3 separate regions of the Mus musculus genome follow, and regions 2 and 3 are each linked to region 1. The links are chromatin loops, found by intact Hi-C in ENCODE. Cell type or tissue: left cerebral cortex. All regions are shown on one strand.

The links. A loop is a pair of places that touch in the nucleus more often than their neighbours do. Peaks named below come from ENCODE experiments on the same cell type or tissue, not always from the same donor. Only the 100,000 strongest peaks of a DNase experiment are listed, where the experiment ranks them.
Region 2: a loop joins it to region 1, with 2.3 times the contacts of the local background. A loop is called at or near these places in 2 of 42 quality-filtered maps.
Region 3: it touches region 1 in a loop (2.0-fold over the local background); 3 of 42 quality-filtered maps call a loop at or near these places.

What each region holds. Positions count from the first base shown.
Region 1 is chr16:44,561,935-44,566,934 of GRCm38, reverse strand. No RefSeq gene overlaps it. Among named protein-coding and RNA genes, the nearest start is that of Boc, 5.6 kb to the right of the region's middle. In left cerebral cortex, no CTCF peak of the experiment used is centred here; no DNase peak of the experiment used is centred here.
Region 2 is chr16:44,666,801-44,671,800 of GRCm38, reverse strand. No RefSeq gene overlaps it. Among named protein-coding and RNA genes, the nearest start is that of Gm30311, 9.3 kb to the right of the region's middle. RefSeq lists an enhancer at 1-519. In left cerebral cortex, no CTCF peak of the experiment used is centred here; a DNase peak (open chromatin) is centred at 2,101.
Region 3 is chr16:44,678,243-44,683,242 of GRCm38, reverse strand. No RefSeq gene overlaps it. Among named protein-coding and RNA genes, the nearest start is that of Gm30311, 21 kb to the right of the region's middle. In left cerebral cortex, no CTCF peak of the experiment used is centred here; DNase peaks (open chromatin) are centred at 2,312 and 4,294; H3K27ac peaks cover 299 bases.

The DNA of each region.
Region 1 (5,000 bases):
AGACAAAGGCAAGGAGAGTTCCCTGGACAGTAGGAGGCTGGGATGGGGGCAGTTGGGAATAGAGGCTTCCCAGAGGAGGCAACGCTGCAGAAACGTCTTGAAGGTAAGTTAGATGGTAGAGAAGAGGAGAAACAGTTTAAGTCTAGAGAGGAAGTGAGCCATCTAGGAAGGAAAGACAGTGTGGTTGGTGCTTTGAGGACACAATGGGAGGACAAGATACAATGGGTGGACCACTCGGGGAATCAGCTTGGAGAGTTGATGGAGCTGAATCAGATGGGTGCTTGGCCCCTGTCTCAGAAAACCTGGGAGAAAAGAACATGCCTGAGTCCATTGTTTTTTGGTTTTGTTTGTTTGTTTATTTGTTTTTGGTTTTTCGAGACAGGGTTCTCTGTGTAGCCCTGGCTGTCCTGGAACTCACTCTGTAGACCAGGCTGGCCTTGAACTCAGAAATCCACCTGCCTCTGCCTCCCGAGGCGTAAGCCACCAACGCCCGGCTCCTGAGTCCATTGTTATCTCTCTCAGATAAATCATAGGAACAAGGTTTGATGAGTTTAATGAGCTTGAGAAGGAGAAAGTGATATTTTTTAATACTTTGAGAGAGAGAGAGAGAGAGAGAGCAATCTGCATTGCTGGATTTTGTGGTTCGTTCTCTTAGTCCTTCCTTATCCTGAGAAGAGAGCTGCATGCTTCTTAAAATGGGGCCACCAAGCCTGAAGTGGCTTCACTTCCTCGCTGGAAAACCCAACCAGCATAAGGTAAACAAGAAGGGATGATTTTTCATTCCTAGGGGGAGATATGCTTCCCTCCTTTCCTCGTGGCTCTGACAGGCATTACAGAGACCTTTTAACCACTGTCCAAAGAGGCCGCCCAGCTTGCCTTATGCCCAGGAGAGCGGGTGGCAGGGCTCAATATTTGTTAAATTTTGCCTGTGGGTGAGGGGCGGGAAAGTAGGAGAGGGTACAGGTCTATGGTGCATGGTTGGTTTTCTGTTACTGTGGCCCGATGTTCCAATGGCTCCCCAGTGTCTTTTGAAGGAGAAAGAAATTATATGCTTGAAGCAGAACAAGCAAACAAGCTACCTGTTTCCAAGTCTGCAGCTTTGGCTTTGGCGTTAGATTTCGCGTTGCTCAGTCCCGGGTATATTGATTCTCTCCAAGGAAGCGTCCCCTTGCTATAAACCCTTAAGGGGTGTGTGAGAAACTTCTTCCCCGGTGAATGGCTGACTGAACAAATTTAACGGAGGCTGTTACCCACTGAGCTTGGTATCAATGCTCCGAAGTCCGGTTCTCTTTTGAGTTTTGCTTTCATCTGGAATCTCTCGCCTCTGCCCTCTTTACTGTTGCTGCCACACAATATCAAACAGCTGGAGTCTGGGCAGCTCCAGGATCCAAGTTTCTCAGCTTCACATGTCAGGGTGGGGGCGGGGGAGAACAGATGGAGGCCATTGGGGAAGGTGGGGGTTTCCGTGTGGACTCAGTGGGAGCTGTGCTTGCTTCAGAGAATCCGATATCTTGGAAAAGTGGGACTGGGGTTAACAGAGAGATTTTGTTCGTGTGGGGCTTAAGATGTGCGCAAAATCAAGCATGCAAGGATGGATTACAGAAACGGTTTTCATGCACCACCTTTTCTTCCGTTTGTCTAGCCCAGACTCAAATTTCCAATAATACAACAGCTCTCTGTAAAGTGGCTACCAAAGGTTTTGATTAAATATAGTGTTACAGTGGGCATTAACGTAAGGACTCAACAGTAAGAATAGGCACTAGCCATAAACAGCTATACTGGTTGACTCATTTAGAGTTATAGCCTGACAGATACTAATATGTATTATAAGTATATGAATACATATGTATACATATGGAGAGATACTCCATATGTATTATTTCTAACCTTCACAAAAGATACGGGCATTCAAAGAGGGCATCTGTCTTTGCTCACAAGGATTGCTGAAGATGAAATTAAAATCTAAATTTGTTTTGAGTCTGTCATTTCCATTTTACTGCATGCTACCCTTCCCTAGGGTCCCCTTGTTCATAGGCAGCCGTAGGGGAATCTGAAGGTTAGTCCCTTAATGTCAACAGAACGCATGGCAATAGGATGGATCCCTGCGTCGACAGCCCAGGGCTAGAGAAGTCAGCCCTAGTAGGTTCCACTTGTATGAGAATTGAGCGGCACCATGCCAGGCTCACCTGTAATTTCTCCTGAACCGTGCAATTTACCTTCTAATTACATGCTGTCGTGCACTGGTTGCTAATTGTTGCATAGGTCAACCTTACACATTCATTCATCATTCTTTATTTTGTCAGACAACCAGCACATAGCTTGTCCAGCGGGGCCATTCTTCCCAGGGTAGACAGGAAGCTGATTCATACACCTGATGAGGAACTGAAAGCCGGGTTTTAAATTCCAAAATGATGGACTACGTTACCCATTTGTAAATTTTTATGTACATTGGTGCTTTGTCTGCATGTCCGTGTGAGAGGGTCCGGTCCACTGGAACTTGAGTTACAGACAGCTGGGAGCTGCCACGTGGGTAATGGAACTCCAGTCCTCTGGAAGAGCAGCCACATCTCCAGCCCCCGAGTTATGCACTTTTTAAAAATGTATTTTGGTGATGCCTTAACAAATAAAAGAAATAAACAGATAAACAGATTAAAATACTATTCAGCAGCCAGAATTTTAAACTCGGGATGAATTCAGGAGTAGTTCATCTCGAACACTTCATACCAAGGCAAAGCATGTCTTCAAATGTTACCGTTGAGAATACAAATGTCCACGCTACCCGCTTCCTACTTACTGTTAGGACTGAACTTTAGCACCTAGCTTCCAGCCTTAGCTTAAGCCTCAGGACAAGTCTTAGCACAAGTCTCTTCTGGTGACTCCTAGACTCATTTTGTTGTTGTTGTTTGCTTGTTTGTGTTTCTTTTTTTTTTTTTTTTAAAGATTTGTTTCTTTTGCATGCATTGGTGTTTTGACTGCATGTATATGTGTTGCTGTGTCAGATCCCCTGGAACTGGAGTTACAGACAGTTGTAAGCTGTCATGTGGGTGTTGGGAATTGAACCCAGGTCCTCAGGAAGAACATCCAGTACTCTTAACCACTGAGCCATCTCTCCAACCCCAACTCTCAGACTCTTGCTATTTTTACTCAGTAAATTACTTTTGTTCTTTGAATGTACTGTGATGCATCTCCTTGGAAAGCCCATTAAAGATTCCTTAATGGCTTGGCAAGTGTCAAGCATTGTGAAATGTGCTTTCCCTTTTGGAAGTGCTCTCACTACATAGGCTAGTTTGGGTCTAGAACTCTTAATCCCCCTGCCTCAGTCTCCAGGGTGCCAGAATTATAGGCATAAGCTACCACACCTAGCTTAAGTATATCATTCTTTTAGAATATACTTATTAAATTTATTTATCTTAATTTTTTGTAAGTGTTTTGCCTGCATGTATGTCTATGCACCACCTGTGGGCACAGTGTCCATGGAGACCAGGGTAGGTATATACAATCCCTTGGAGCTGAGTTACAGATGGTTGTGAGCTGCGGTGTGAGTAGGTTGTGAGCTAGCTGTCTCGTGGGTCCTGGAAACCAAGCCTGGGTCCTCTGGAAGAAAAGCCAGTACTCTTAACCATCTCTCCAGTCCCAAATGTAACCATTCTTATTCCAAGAAGGAGCAGCCAGCCTAAAGAGCAGCAAGAAAATAACAGTGAGGTGCACAGCTTGGGATGAGACCCACCGCTTTGTTGTTAGAGATCATAGACCAATTACCTGATTTTCCTTCTCTGTAAAATGGAGATCAATTCTACACAGAAAGTTGTTATGGAGATTCTGAACAAACACAAAATCCATCACAGAGACTGGGCAAGGAACGTGTTCAGGGGTTATTAGCATATTTCTTAGAAGGATGCTGAAAGGTTAAACATGATCATAAATATAACCAGGTTTCCCACAGTAAGTAAGCATTGATCAACTCTCACACTCGAGTGTTGTCTTTGCTGTGTATTCTTGACAGTTGTTTTTCTTATTTGTTGAGTGCGATCCTCCTAACTGGGTAATTTAGTCATGTCTCCACTTGGGGCTTTGTTTTTAATGATATCATTGGTTTGTTTGTTTGCTTGCTTGCTTTATTTCATATAACCAGAGTGTTGAAAATGAATACTGACCTCGTGGAGTTCAATGTTTTAATACTAGTGAGAGCATTTAGAAAGTGTATCCTATCCAATAATCCAAAATTCCTTCATCTAGAAATTCATGTTTAGAAAATAAGCTGAATCATACAGATTTATGGTAAGATGTTTAGCCATCTGCCATGCAGGATGACAATGTAAATGAAGCCACTGAGATGGATAAAAATAGAATGACTGAAAAAAAAAAGCCCTTTTTGATGCAACAGTACTTTTGAAATCAAACTTTGAAAATGATTCAGATCATGAGAAAATTAATCATGTTAGATTGTTAAACTTAAAAAGCAACAGACTCAATTTGGAAAGATATTCGGCCATAGACAAATCAATAAAGGAGCTAGCTTCTGCCTGAATTATCAAGTGCATAAGAAAAACTGTACAAATTTTGAATGAATGTCTCTGATTATTTTTTTACTCAGTGAAAATCATATACTCAGTGTGAAATACATATTGATGAGAAACAAAACAGGAAAGAAAGAAAATGACTAAGACCAAAACCACTCAACTGTGCTATAACAACGTTGTTCTTGTGTGGCAGATTTCCTGTGATGTCGCCCTTGCTGAGGTTTTCTGCAGTCTGAATGTTCTTCAGTACACACAGTTTGTAATCAAGAACACAAATTCATATGAAAATGAAGGGATAAATAGTCAACTCCCTGTCACTTTCTGTCTATTCCACAATAGTTCTCCCTGCACAATCTCCCACAGGAACTCTCTGTAACTAAGTAGTCCTCAGGTTGTATAACACTTAGGGGTGCCTGAAGGTCATCAAAAGGGGAGCAGTGTTATTCACTGCACTCTGACCTAATGGCAGTGATGCAACAT
Region 2 (5,000 bases), 100 kb before region 1:
CGGGTTCTAGCAGCCAAGGAGCAGCCTAGGACAGAGAAGGCCAGCCACCCTGCCTGGAAAAGCCCAGGGGGAGTGAATGGGACTCCCTTGTCTGGGGTTTCTTAGGCCAACAGGCAAAGAGATGGCCTGGCAGTGACCCTTCACACAAGGTGGAGAGAGGGTGAAGCCAGGCCATTATGGGCTGGCCTGGGCTGTGCTAACTGGCTAACACTTGTTCTCTAAATCCTAGGGTTGTCACCCACAGTTCACTCTAATTAGGAAGGGACAAACGCCCATACATTTGACGTGTCCTAACTTTTTTTTCCCTTAGCTAAATATATTCTTTCCTGAGTTGCTCGGCAAAGCCCTCATCTAGTGGTTTTTCCACACCACCCTGTCACAGGAAAAGCACCCCAGGAGCCGGTTTTGTTTGCCTCTGTTTGTTTTTGCATGCTGATGTCCGGCTTCTTAAGTGGTCTCTAAAAGAACCTGGGAAATTGGCGTTTTGGACTAGAGTACAAGCGAGTCTGAGGAGGAACTAGCACAGGAACCATTGGAGTGTCTGAGGACTCTGGTGGGCCTCACTTCCCAAAAGCCCCATTCTCTCCCCACAGCCGTCAGAGCTTCCTAAATCCTAAAACATAGAATTAATGTCAGAAACAAAACATTGGTCGAAGAAAGAGAGAGGAGAATCAGTTTAAGAGCAAGAACATTTTTATGTTTGAGATTCCCTGGATTCTACAAGTGAACTCTTCTAAAGTTTCTGGAGGGGAACAAAATAAAACAAAGAATCAACAACAACTATCTTAAGTAAACGTCCAGTTAGTGTAGCAACCCTTGCAGAGGGAAACCACCTGATCAGTATGCTGATTTTATTGAACATCAAACCTTAGCCAGGCAGTGGTGCCACAGGCCTTTAATCCTAGAATCCAGGAGGCAGAGGCAGGAGAGTTTCTGAATTTGAGACCAGAAATCTACAGATTGAGTTCCAGGTTAGCCAGGGCTACACAGAGATACCTTGTCTCAAAAACAAACAGAAAGAAGAAAGGAAAGGAAAGAAGGAAAGGAAAGGAAAGGAAAGGAAAGGAAAGGAAAGGAAAGGAAAGGAAAGGAAAGGAAAGGAAAGGAAAGGAAAGGAAAGGAAAGGAAAGGAAAAAGAGAAAGCAAACCTTGGGTTGCCTGGTATGCAGTGAATTTTGCTCCCACCTATCACTTTGGGTTTCGACTTCCAAGTCTCTCCTGAGAGATCAAAGTCTGGATCCAGAAACCAAGCACTGTGAGTCAGGGAGTCAGGATGCTCCCAATGCTTGTGTAATCCAAATACAGTATTGTAACCCTTTATCGAACCCCTAAGAATCAGCGGCAGATATCTTATGTATGGACAGCCTCTAATCTGAGGTGCCGTTGCTTCTGTGTAGATGAGCCACGTTTGTTTACTTGTGAAGTCTGAGAGGAATTCTTGGATCTGTTCCTTCCGCCATTCATTTGTGTTACTATCCATTATTGGAAGCAACAGAACTGCCTTTCTTTAAAAAAAAAATTTCCATCTTCAGGTTTCTTTTCCAAGTCAGAATAGACTTTCTCTGCAAAGGTCTGAAAGTCTTGGTGGATATGAAATGCCTGTTTTCTCTTAAGGTATTTAGCCAGCAGCCAAGAGAAATTTGGGAGAGGTTGGTGCAGAAGGAAAGTACGCCAGGCTCACAAAATCCAAGGATTCTAATATAGATAATCTGAGACATGCATTGTCTAGAGGAGACAGAGTGGGGGCCTTTAGCAGTTAATACAGGCATGGTAGAGTCATTAAAACCCAAGCTTTGGAGTCAGTGATGACTGGCTCCATCATTTACATTCCACTGGATACATAAGCTCTCTTTCTTCATTTTTTTCCCTCTTGGAATGAGACTATTAGCAATACCTTCACCACAGGGATGTTGTGAAGATCCTTAAAGCATCCAACAAGCTTGACAGGAACCAAGCTAAATAAATGGCAGGATGTGCTTGCAATGAGGGAGTCTGAAGCAAGGATGACCAATGGATCTGACTTAGTCTTTCCAGTAGCAACCACCACCCTCTCAAAACTCTAAACATGCAAATCCACCTCCCACTCCAGAGTTAGTGAGCCTCTAGACGCTAGGGTGGGACCTAGAAGCCTATATCTTAAAACTGCTGGGAGTCTCTGAGTCATATGATAGCAGTTATAGAACCACTGAGGTAGGTGAAGAACAGGAGGCGAGAGCCTTGGAGAGCAGCAAGGGTCTGCTCAGAATGCAAATGGTTTGTGGCAACCAAAGAGGCTGGACATGTGCTGTACAAAGGTACAAGGTAGGGTGTGGAAAGCAAGGAAATATGAGAGGACTGAATCTGGAGTGACCAGCAGATGAAGGGCATCTGACAGTAACCGTTACACTTGTCACAGACAGCATCTCACGACCCAGAACCCAGGACAGCTTCTTTCTCTCCTACCTCTAGCCTCTTGTCCCTTCATACCCCCAGACTCTAAGACCCAGAGGACCCTCCCATCCCATTTGACCATGAGGCTCCAGCCAACTGCACTGCACTCTCTGTCAGCAAAAGCAGCTCCTAACTTAGGCTTTGTGTAGATGGATTCCTTGTCAGGGAGAGCATAGAGAAGAGCAGACCACGCTGTGTTGCTTTGAGATGCCGTCAGGGAACCTGGCATTTTCCTTCTCCTGCGACAAGGCTGTCTAAGGGCCAGAGAAGAGAGAGACCACCTGGAGTTGATTGGGGCTGGTGAGATTGTTCAGTGGTTAGAGCATGTACTCCTCTTCCAGAGGACCCACATTCTGTTCCCAGCATGCACACCAGAAGGCTTGTGGCTGACTGTAACTCCAGCCCCAGGGGATCGGATGCTGTCTTCTTTCCTCCATGGGTACTTGAACACATACGGCACCCATGCACACAAATACATATATAAATAAATATAAAGTTTTTAAAAGGCTGAAAATCATGTGTGCAAAAGTAATCTGAAGAGAGCCTGAAGGTATAGTTACTGCCCTGTTTTGCTTTTAAGGATCCAATACCCAACATGGAAGGAGGCAAGGAAGGAAGAAAAGAAGGAAGGGAGGGGGGAGGGAGGGAGGGAGGGAAGGACGAAGGAAGGAAGGAAGGAACAAAGGAAGGAAGGAAGGAAGGAAGGAAGGAAGGAAGGAAGGAAGGAAGGAACAAAGGAAGGAAGGAAGGAAGGAAGGAAGGAAGGAAGGAAGGAAGGAAGGAAGGAAGGTGGGTGAAAGCCATGACTGATATCATATAACAAAAAGCAGATTCAAAAGAAAAAATTCTAATAAATTGAACTTGGGCATTACGTGGCACAGGGGCTTTGAGAAATGAAGACCCAACACTCATGGAAAAATCATCTGAATATTTGTATTTAATAAGGAATGTCCCTGGATTATGGTCTAATGGTTCCAGCTGAGTGACACCAGCCAGGCCTGCCTGCTCAGGATCTTCTGGTGGCTTCCGGTTTCTATTCCTTTTCTCCAGGCATGGAGCGGGAACCTCTCCCGTGGAAGTCTTACAGATTCTTTCAGGAGAGGTAGGTGAGAGAAGCCTTTCATGACTCCCTCTCTTGCAGCAAGACAAAAGAAGGCCAGAGAAGGACCCCTAGTCTTTGTAATTGTCTGTGCATGCTAGCGAAGCCTACAGCACAGTGTCACCTTCAGCAAACCTCTCGGGTGCTAGGCACTCAACTAGACTCTGAAGAGGGGAAAGTGGGGAGGGAGAGAGAAAGAGAACGAAAGGGAGCAGAAGGGATAGAGACAGACAGACAAGTCAGAGAAAGAGACATGTGTAAGAAGGAAGTATGATTTCCTCCCCTTTTCAACGCTTCACTCAAATTTGAGATTTGGGGTTCAGCAAACCATTGCAATATAAATTATTCACTTCCTCTCCTTTCCATATACATATACAGAACTTGTACACACACACACACACACACACACACACACACACACACACACACACACACCAGCAAGCACATCCTGATCCAACCAATTGGTGAAGCCTAGGCCTAGTTGCTGTCAGCCTTTGCTGGTACTTCAGTTTTGGGCACACAGGAATTAGAAGTTAATTAAAGAAACACATCCTTGCAATTTCTGAAGTCTACGCCAACTCCACTCTAGCCTCCTTTTGGTCAAGAAACCTGAGTTAGATCCTCTTTCTTGTGAAATGCACAAGGGTGTGGGAGCTGGGAGGGAGGTGAGATTGGACAACGACACATTTCGCTGTATCTCACAGGATACAGAAAACCCTTTTGTTCTTTCTATCAAAGCCCCAGTCCCTCTTGGACCCACCCACCCTGGGCCTGGCCCTCCATTCTCATCTAAGTCTCCACCCTGTAGCCTTCCATCCTGGGAAAATAAGTCCCAGCATCTTTGTTGTGTTGTGATGGCTACGGCTTAGTTCACATGGCTCCTTCCTGTCCATCCCGGGAATGGTCATTTCCCCCAGTTGGACGTTTGCATTCCACCTAAATGTCATCTAATCATTGCTAGAGCAGGAGATTCTAGAGGGGGCCATCTGTCACGCTGTCACATGTCCTAAGACATGCTCAATTGCTCCCTGAGGTGAGCTCTCCTCTTCTTAAATCTCTGCTATTTTCTTTCTAGCTTGGTTCCAAACAACCAAATGCATTTTGCAAAGACTACGGCTGGCTCATCGGGACCTAGGTAACAATGTGAATATTTGAAAAAAAGGGGGAAAAATCCCAGAACCCCTATGAGTATTAGTTTTGCAAACATGTCCCTGTTATTCTTTGGTTCTGTACTTAGCCATTTCCCTCAGCCTCTTCTCCCCCCCCCCCCCCGCCCCCAGACCTTCCCTCTCCCCCAATCCCCATCCCCCAATCCCTGCCAACCCCAAAGAATAGGCCACGTGTCTACATTCCTGAAAAAAGTTGATTTTCTCTCTCTTTTTAAAGTATGAAACATAAACCTGGCTACAGCTGGAGGCTGCTGGGACGTGGGGCCCTGTGTTAATGCATGGCCCCTTTCATGAAATCTGGG
Region 3 (5,000 bases), 120 kb before region 1:
TATGTTAAAATGTTTGGGGTCTTGGGAGTTTTGTTTGTTTGTTTGTTTGTTGTTTCTTGAAATCTGGGCTCTCTCCACCCCAGTTAGTGCCCAGCTCATGATTCATAAATGCTACCTGTGCCCTTGTGAATTTTCATGGCCTTATAAATGTCACTTACCTCCATAAATTAAGTCTCAAACCTGTATGTTAATGGGAGCACAAACCATAGACATTAACTCTGGGCAGGTGTGATTATTCTGTTGTACTTACCAAACAAATACTGTTTATTGGTTAATGTGGTGGTTTGAATGGTAATATCCTCATAGACTCCTATGTTTGAATATTTCTTCCACAGTTGGTAGAACTGTTTGGGAAGGATTAAGAGGTGTGACCTTAACTGGAGATGGTGTGTCACTGGGGGTCGGCTTTGAGGTTTCAAAAACTCATGCTGCCATTTCTTGTTCTTCGCCTCCTGTTAGCAGTTTAAGACGTAAGCTTTCAACTCTTCCTGCTACCGTGCCCTTGTTCTGCCATCATTTTGGACTCTAATTCTGTGGTACCATAAGCACAATAAAACACTTTCTTTTACAGGTTGTCTTGGTCATGGTGTTCCATCACAGCAATAGAGAAGTAACTGATCCAATTCCCTTAGTCCAACTGTGGTGTTATAACATTGTATTCCAGACGAGGTAACTGATAATGAGCAGAAATTCATTACCTCACAGTTCTGGAAGGCAAACAGTCCAATATCAAGGTGTTGCCACCTATTGAAGGCCTTCTTGTTGGAGCAATACATGGCAGAAAGCAAAGAGAGATGGAGACCAAGCTCAGTCCTGCAGAGCATCCTTAATCCCACCAACAAAGTAAGAGATCACATGGCCCAGTCACCTCTTTCACATTCTACCTCTTAATACCATTACAGTGGCATATAAATGCTGCATAAGAACTGCAAGGAACAAATGACTATTCAACCCATATCTCTTAGTTAGGGTTTTACTGTTGTGAACAGATACCATGACCAAGGCAACTCTTATAAGAACAACATTTAATTGGGGCTGACTTACAGGTTCAGAGGTTCAGTTCATTATCTTTTAGGCAAGACCATGGCAGCATCCAGGCAGGCATGGTATAGGTAGAACTGAGAGTTCCCCATCTTCATCTGAAGGCAGCTAGTGGGAGACTGGTTTCTAGGAAGCTAGGATAAGGGTCTTAAAGTCCAAGCCTACAGTGACATACCTATTCCAATGAGGCCACACCTATTCCAACAAGGCCACACCTCCAAATAGTGCCACTCCCTGGGCTGAGCATATATAAACCCTCACACCATACAACTAGGAAATAGAATGTGCCTCACTGATAACGTCACACCTCACCTTAAGAAGATCAACCAACCTCATTCATCACTCAGTACATTTGACTTTTTTCATGCAAAAGCAACTTCACTGGAGAGGAAAACTCATTTAATAATTCCTGTCTCAAGTCTATACATAAAACAGACTGGATAAACATCTTTATTATATCTAGGCTATGTGCTGGTTTATTATTTCACAGCACCTCCTAGATTAATTTACCTTAAAAGGTGCATGGACCATAGATATAAACAGGTGTCTTTTTTTTTAATCTGTAGAAACAAAGATATGGCAATCGACTTTTGCTTATTTAATTCAGGCTCAAGACAATCCATCATTACACTTTTATGTATGGACAAGATGATGAAGTGATGATGTCTTACTACTTAGAGAGTCAATGGACCAGCGACAAGGGTATCTCTGGAGAACTTCCAACTGTAGAGTCTCAAAATCCTACTCAGAATCACCCGTTTAGTGAGCTGCCATGTCATCTGTCAGCATATTAAAGTTTGAAGGACAGGGAACTACAGCAGATTTGCTAAGGAGATGGTATTGGCTATGCACTGCAGAAGGTATCATTAATAAGAAGCTTAAAGATTCTACGGGAATCTTAAGGCACCGTGCCAGGGGTGATGTGTTGACAGTATAAAGTAGCGGCAGTCTTCAGCCAAATTCTTCTGAATATGGTCTTCCCAGTAATTCCTTGACTGCAATACCCAGGAAATAAAAGCCTGCAGCTTAACCCTTGGGCTCTAAGGCTTACGTTCTACAACCTGGCTCTAACTTCTTCCACCACAGTACCCTTTTCTTGGGCCTCCCTACTCTGCCTTTCACAGATGGCTGGATGAGACAGAATAGGACTGTCTCCCTACTCCAGCCTTTAGTGACTCCCTCACTAGGCCAGGCCTCAGGAAGGAAGGAACTGAGACTATGAATAACCCAGGCACACATTGCTGCAGACCGTGTTTTTCTCTAGTGTGTCGTCGCCTGCTATTTTTAGCCCATCCTCATTCTCATCTCCATCTGGATGAACAGACAACTCTAAGCATTGTGCTCATTGTTTTCTATTAGCATCTGGTATTTTCCTATCAGGTCTTTCCTAAGCCTTTCTCTGTTTTGAATCATGAGGAAGGCCCGGTGTTCATGTAAAAGAGCAATGACAGCAGACTCAGAGTAAGAAAACTCTTCCGGAGCAATGTGGGTTCTGGAAACATGTTTTAATCCATTTTTAAGCCACATCATTGAACCCCTGCTTGTAGCAGATGGTATTCCTAGATGTGGTTTGCTTGAACAAGATGGCCATTTGTCTTAAGAAGACTCGCTGTAATAGATGGGCTGGCAACATATAGATGAGGAATACAGCTTTAGACAATAAGTTGGGCTGTGGAGAGAATGTGGAGTCCTGGGAGACACAACGGAGCATGAATTGTGGATCCTAGTACCTTCAGCTCTCCTTGGACAGGAAGAACTCTCCATCTTGGCAGCTTTTAAGCTCAAATGTATTTGAGGAGAGGGAAGAATCTATTCAAATACCCAGGGCAGGTGTTCCAAGCATGTGGTGAGAGAATGCTAAAGTAACAGGAAATGTTATGTTATGATAAGCATTAGGTGAATAGGAAGGGAGAAAAAGGTGATCCAGGAGTTAAAGAAAAATCTTCTAAGTACAATGATCTCTGTGATTCTGAGGAGGGAAAGGAGGAATGCCACAAAAGAGGAGAAATGAAAGAGGGAGAAAAAGAAGTCATGGGTCATGGGAGTGGTCAGGATGGTCAGGAGAATTCGCTGCCCCAAACTCCAAGCAAAGCAGCAGGGGTCTCTGACCAGGATCTGTGGCTAGACTGTGCTTCTCCTTTATAAGTCAGAGAGCTGCCAAGGAAAACAATAGCAAGCAAGACTGAGGCCGGAGGCCGAGGCAGCACTTAGGAACAAGACACCTGAAGAGACCTGAGTCAGGAATCTAATCCCGAGCAAGATCTAAGTAGGGATGTAAAGGCTTGCTCTAAGAACCTGTACAGCTACTTCAGAGCCTTCTGCCCCGAGAGCCTTCACAGTCTGCTGTGATACTCACACAAACACACTGACATATGACTATATGTGTGTATGTGTATATGGTGTGTTTCGGGATCACGGGGTGTGCCCGGGCAGAGGGAAAGAAAGAAGAGAAAGCCATTAAAAGCCTTGCTGAGAAAGGTATTTCTTGTGGACAAAAAAGAATCAGGCCCCTCGCTCCCTACTGAGCCCATTTCTCCTGCCTTTACCCGAGCTGTCAGGCATGAATCTCTGTAGCATTCCGTAACTAATTGACAGTAATGGGAGCCATTGGAAACCTAAGAATACATGGCATTACCCAGCATGCACTGCAAGGAAGGGGGGCTGCCTAGGGGCAGCTGTGAGGGGAATAAAGCCAGGCTGCCTTTTAAACTGGTTTTTTTTTCTTCTTCTTCTTCTTCTCTTTTTCTTCTTCTTTTTTTAAAATTGAAGGTAGGATGTAAACGGACGGAGGCGCAGAGTTAGGTGAACTTCTACTTCAGCCTAAAAATTAAAAGCTTGTAAATCCTATATCTCATCCCGAGTGAGCATGTCTTAGGAGTCTAACCCACATGGAAGAAACAGATGGAATTTCAATTAACCCCAGGGCCCCCCTGTGAAATCTATATTGTACCCTCTGGATTTACAACATATTGTAATATATGGCTGCAGGCTCTGGAGATTCCGTCGCAAATCAACCCTCTTTATTCCAGAGGTTCAGAAAAAAAAAAAAAAAAGGCTACAAAAGCCCACTTCATAATCAAATGTGGCGAACTTTCTACCACTTCGTCCTTGGGGTAGACACCCAAGCTTAATCCTACAGCAGATCTTCCTCATTGGACAGTCTCAAGTCTCTCCATCTATTTTTCCCTCTTCTATTAATGATGATGTTTATGGAATGAAGCTTCTCATCCCAGACAGGAAATTGAGAAAACCTACACCATTATCCCACGTCAACTGGTGACTCACCGCACCCGCTTAGAGAATTATCTCCTGAAGGCTTTTTGTACTTTAAATACCCATATCTTCAGAGAATGGAGCCACGGTGACTAACGAGTCAGTTCTACCTTGGCCATGGCAGTCACGTGGAATTGTAAAGGGTGGAACCACTAAAGAATTTCAAGTTATTTTTCAAAACAGAATTTTTCAAAAACAGTTACTTTTTTTCAAAATAACAAAATTGTTTCTGAGGTGCCCCTAAACTCGTGGCTTTGGCTTTCATTCCTATTATTTCTTAATGGCCCTAACTGTCTGCCTTTGTTCCTTATTTCAAAAATAGCATCCATACAAAGATTAAACGTCTCAAATCCGAAAATAAATAAATGATTTGGGATTTTTAAATACTAGAGACATATTTTTATGCTCACTTTTATTCTTAAAGCACTAACTTGTTCCTAAAACTGCATTTCAGTTTTTCTGCAAAGATGATGTTCTCTCATGCAGCATTTTGACATTACTCACCAGGATATAACTCTTATTATCCAGCATCCACTGCAAGGTTTGCCTCTGGATCTTTAGAAGGTAACTCTTGGATATCAGATAAGTGAGATTCCTGTAGAAATCAAAACAAAACAAAACAAAACAAAACAAAACAAACAAACTCGCAGAACTCAAGCAAGTCTTTTGGAAAGATTACTGATCAA